Regions from separate parts of the Homo sapiens genome. Here region 1 is linked to region 2. Evidence: chromatin loops called from intact Hi-C (ENCODE). Cell type or tissue: PC-9. All regions are shown on one strand. Region 1 overlaps BAIAP2L1 (BAR/IMD domain containing adaptor protein 2 like 1). Region 2 overlaps BRI3 (brain protein I3).

Region 1 (2,500 bases), 74 kb after region 2:
CAGTGTGCCACCCATGCCAGTGTGGACCCCAGGTCCTGGCTTACTTGCTGTCTTTTTTTTTTTTTTTTTTGAGACAGAGTCTTGCTCTGTCACTAGGCTGGAGTGCAATGGCACGATCTCTGCTCACTGCAACCTTTACCTCCCGGGTTCAAGTGATTCTCCTGCCTCAGCCTCCTGAGTAGGTGGGATTACAGGCACCCGCCACCACGCCTGGCTAATTTTTGTATCTTTAGCAGAGACGGGGTTTCACCATGTTGGCCAGCCTGGTCTCAATCTCTTGACCTCGTGATCCGCCCGCTTCGGCCTCCCAGTGTGCTGGGATTACAGGCGTGAGCCATCGCGCCCGGCCGACTTGCTGTCTTTTATGCGTGCAGTAGTGTCTGCCTGCTGAAACCTAACATCTGGCAGATAGCTCATCTCCTGCAGGGCCTCCTCCCTGTTCCAGGCCACACCAACCCACACCACTCAAATTCTTGTGACACTGGTCTGTACAATGCTCCTAGCCATTCACCTGTAGACCTGGGTTTTTTTTTTTTTTTTTTTTTTTAATTTTTTTGAGACAGGGTCTTGCTCTGTCTCCTAGGCTGGAGTGCAGTGGTACAATCACAGCTCATTGCAGCCTCGAACTTCTGGACTCAAGCAATCCTCCCACCCCAGGCTCCTGATAGGTAGGACCACAGGAGCATGCCACCATGCCCAGCTAATTTTTTTTTTTTTCTGAGGCCGAGTCTCACTCTGTTGCCCAGGCTGGAGTGCAGTGGCATGATCTTGGCTCATTGCAACCTCTGCCTCCCGGGTTCAAGTGATTCTCCTGCCTCAGCCTCCCACGTAGTTGGGATCACAGGCACGTGCCACCACTCCCGGCTAAATTTTGTATTTTTAGTAGAGACAGGGATTTACCATTTTGGCCAGGCTGGTTTCGAACTTCTGACCTCAGGTGATCTGCCCACCTCGGCCTCCCAAATTGCTGAGATTACAGGCGTGAACCACCGCGCCTGGCCTGAGCTAATTTTTAAATTTTTTTTGTAGTGACGGGGTCTCGAATTCCTGGGCTAAAGCTATCCTCCTGTCTCAGACTCCCAAAGTGCTGGAATTACAGGCACGAGCCACCACGCCCAGCCTGCCTTGTGTTCTAACGTAACTGTGGACTGCACACCTGGCAGCCTCAACTATTTCCAAATTCTCACCAAGGACTTTACACATTTACCTACATTTCTCAATGGCTTCAGCAAAGGCACAACCAGATGGCCTGCAGAAATTCTGGAAATACCTTCTGAAGTATTTACTCCCCAGGAGGTGCTAAAGTGTCAAGAGCCCTTTGGGGAGAAGCCTTGTTAGCAGGAAGCTAAGCTGTAGGCAGCTCACTGGCTCACCTTGTAAAACTCTGCAGCTCATGCTAGAAAGAAAAAAAAAAAAAGAGGCAGCTCATGCTAGAAAGAAAAAAAAACTGCAGGTCACAGTGATTTCCTTCACAAGGACATCTAAAGCAATGACTTTGTGGCCTTGTGACTAAGCAATCTTCGAGGGAGAGTCAGCAGTGCACAGCTCTGGCTTTCTGGAGGACAGGGGCACTTGCAGAAGTCACGGGGACCACTGGAGGGCAAGGGAGCAAAATCCCAGACCTGCTGCATTTCCTGCTGCTGAAATCTCCGAAAGCACAGCAAGGCAGAAGAGTAAATGAGCAGTATACTTTTCCAGCGACTACACACAATGGTGCTCCTCCTCACCCAGAGTCCACAGTCTAGCCAGCTCACACCCTTTCCTGGGGCAGGTTCATGCTGAGCGAGAGTGAGGCCACAGGTTTATTTTCAAAATATCAACAGGGAGCAACCAGTATGGCAAAAAAGATAAGAGGCTGGGTGTGGTGGCTTAAGTTTATAATCCTAGCACTTTGGGAGGCTGAGGGGAGTGGATTACCTGAGGTCAGGAGTTCGAGACCAGCCTGGCCAACATGGTGAAACCCCATCTCTACTAAAAATACAAAAATTAGCTGGGCATGGTGGTGTACACCTATAATCCCAGCTACTTGGGAGGCTGAGGCAGAAGAATCGCTTGAGCCTGGGAGGCAGAGGTTGCAGTGAGCCGAGATTGTTCCACTGCACTCCAGCCTGGGCGACAGAGCAAGACTCTGTCTGGGAAAAAAAAAAAGAAAGAAAGAAAGAAAGAAGAGATAAGAAGATGTAAAACTTGATCTGAAGCTGCCTTCAAATCTGTCAGAAACTACATTTCTACTTATGTTACTTGGTGACAAAAGTAGAGCGGTGGGAGAGGGTGAAACTGGGGTCTGAGTGTTTTGGGGTGATACTTGCTACATTTTGGGGAAGAACTGTCTTGCCCATGTTAGAATTTGGTGATTGCTAGCGTTTTTAAGGTGATCACTGATGCATTTTAATCACAAAGACAGGCCAATAGCAATACTCAAGTTCATTTTAAATGAAGCATATATTTTGAAATGAGAACCTAAGTCCAACTGTTTAATTTAGATGTTTTTCCATTCAGG
Region 2 (2,500 bases):
GTACCTAGGTGCAGGATGAGGTAGCTGCGCTGGGAGGCTCTCCTGGGCTGGAGCAGAGCCTGCGTCCTGCAAGCGGGGAAGGCAGGAGTGGGGAAGGCCCCTGGCCTGCACCAGGCCCCCATGAGTACTGGCTGGGCTGTCACTGGGTATTTAGTTTTGGGGGTGACCAGAGAGAGAGGAAATCCTGGAAAGGATTTCACTTTTCCTAGGGAAGGTGAAAAGAACAGCTGTGGAGGGCGGATGTCGCTCAGAGGTCCAGGGTGCGGCTCAGTGGCCAGCGTGGAGGCTGCCACGGCCCTTGGGGGGCAGAGGTGGGCTGTGGAGGGCACGGGGTGGTGACTGTGGAGCCCGGGAGGGGCTGGAGGGGAAGGAGCCTGTGACAGCCTTGGGCTTCCAGACGATGGAGGTGGAGGGGCTGCTCCCTCCTACCACCTGTGACCTGGAAGCCAGAGCTCCCCTGGTTGAGGAAGTGGCTGAGTTAGCTGGGATGGCTCTGCCCATATGTATGGCCTGTGGGCTGTCCCCGTCCTGACAGTCTTGGCCTGAGGTGTGGGGGCAGCGGATGGGCCGGAGCTTGGGCCTGGGCTGCTTGCTGGGCAGGGCTGCAGACCTCGGTGCCCAAGTGCTCCCTCAGTGGCCTCCTGAGTCTCTGACCTTGGGCTCAGCCCCCAGCTGTGGGCCAAGTGGCACTGCTGGGGTGGGTGTGGTGGCAGGCAGAGTCTCCGGGCACCTTCTCAGGCCTTTCTTCCACAGGGGAGGCGAGGGCTGGCCCTGGCCATTGGGTTTGCTGGGAATGGCCCTGGGAGGTCCTGGTGAACTGTCCCTAAGCCAGGCAGCTCCCCTGTGGGGAGTGGACACCCTGGGACAGCCAGAGCCTGGCTGGAGCTGCTTTGGGGCCACCTCGCCCTGCGCTGAGCATGGCTTCAGGCCCTCAGCCCTCTGAGGAAGCCCTGCGTCTCCCCTTTTCCTGGCGAGGCCTGGCCTTCCAGCGGGGTGGTGGTCTGGGGTTGTTCCTGGGCGTGGATGGTGCCTTGAGGCCACCATGTGCGCAGAGGGCAGCTTGGTGCCCTAGGGCCAGCCCCCTGTGACACTGCCTTTGGGGGCTACCTGGGAGGGAGAACTGGGACCTGCAGGATGGGTGCTCGTGACTGGGGAGCCCATCTGGGTTCAGATCCCAGCCACGCCTTTCCCGGCTGGGAGTCCCTGGACACACCCTCAGCTTCAGCCTCCTGTAAAGTGCCTGTGGGGACACAGGGAGGGCGAGGATGGCCTTCTCCCTGGGCAGCTCAGAGCCCTGCTGCCAGCCCCCTCTGTCCTTGGTGAGGCGGGAGCCCCGCGGCCTCTACTGTCCCAGGGCCCAGCTCTGAGTGGATGACAGTGGCATGACTGGCCACTTTCACTGCAGGACTGGAGTCGCCTTAAGGGAGTGCTCTTGGAATTAGTCAGTTCCCTAATTTCGCCAGTGGCCATGGTCCCTCCCTGGCCGCGTGGCTTATTGCACAAGAATGGGGGAGGGGCGGCTAGAGAGAGCCGGTCAGGACCAGAGCGGTTGAGAAGGTTGAAACCCACCTCACCAACTCAGGTGGGCTCTTCCGGGTTTGGAAGGGAGGAGAACTCGAGGCTGTGGGGACCGCAGGTGTTCCGGGGCAGGGGTTCCCCTTCTGCCCTCCAGTGCTGGGGACAGGACTGCCCTGCAGCTTGGGGAGTCTTGACCTAGAATCTGGATTGTGTTTCTCAGTTCAGAAGATTTGGGGTTTTAAAAAGTAAATGATGCCAACACTCCTTTTGAGGTCTAGGGCAGTACTGCAGTTAAAACTTTAATATTTCTGCAGCAAGACATGAATATTCAGATAAAGTAGGATAAATTACGACTATAAATAGCCACACACCAGTTCAGGTCACATGTTGCTGCCAGGTGAGTTTGCTGTCAAGTGACAGCGAGTTCTGCCTTCAGCGCCTCTTGGCGTTTGAAGTTGTGGGTACGGCTGTGGAATCCTGGGGGGTAGGGAATGCTGCCCACCCTTAGGCTGACCCCAGAGCCAGAGGTGAGGGCCGAACTCTCCTGGCCAGCCCTCGGGCCTTCGAAGCCCGTTCAGAGCTCTCAGGCCCAAGTGCTCGTTCTCCCGGGCCGGGGTTCTCAGGTCTGGATCACAGCCTTCTGTTGCTGGCAGAGGCCTGAGCCTCCTGGGACAGCTGGATCTGTCCAGCTCCCGGGCGGCACTGCAGGGAAACAGGCTCGCTCTCCCCAGAGACCCGGGGGCCTTGGCCCTCCTACCCTCTCTTTAAGCGGTGTGGAGGTGGGCAGGAGGGTGGGGGTTGAATGGACCAGGGATAGGGAGGCTGCCTTAGGAGGTGCCGGAGTGGGTCCCTGGACTGAGGGGCTCAGGCCAGGGTGGCACAAACGGCCCAGCCCTGTGCTCTGGCTGAGGATGGGATGGGTCTGGACAGAAATTCCGTGGGTTGGAAGGAGGGTGTTTCCCTGTGCCTGGGAGGCCGTGGG

What was found. A loop is a pair of places that touch in the nucleus more often than their neighbours do. Peaks named below come from ENCODE experiments on the same cell type or tissue, not always from the same donor. Only the 100,000 strongest peaks of a DNase experiment are listed, where the experiment ranks them.
Region 1: a loop joins it to region 2, with 4 times the contacts of the local background. A loop is called at or near these places in 5 of 110 quality-filtered maps.

Annotation. Positions count from the first base shown.
Region 1 is chr7:98,359,222-98,361,721 of GRCh38, forward strand. All of the region lies in intron 2 of BAIAP2L1 (BAR/IMD domain containing adaptor protein 2 like 1), which reads right to left. Among named protein-coding and RNA genes, the nearest start is that of BAIAP2L1, 41 kb to the right of the region's middle. RefSeq lists enhancers at 480-1,357, 1,358-2,237. In PC-9, no CTCF peak of the experiment used is centred here; a DNase peak (open chromatin) is centred at 1,360; H3K4me3 peaks cover 516 bases; H3K27ac peaks cover 2,500 bases.
Region 2 is chr7:98,284,959-98,287,458 of GRCh38, forward strand. All of the region lies in intron 2 of BRI3 (brain protein I3), which reads left to right. Among named protein-coding and RNA genes, the nearest start is that of BRI3, 4.5 kb to the left of the region's middle. RefSeq lists an enhancer at 1,113-1,825. In PC-9, CTCF peaks have their summits at 1,562 and 1,764; a DNase peak (open chromatin) is centred at 1,413; H3K4me3 peaks cover 2,145 bases; H3K27ac peaks cover 2,500 bases.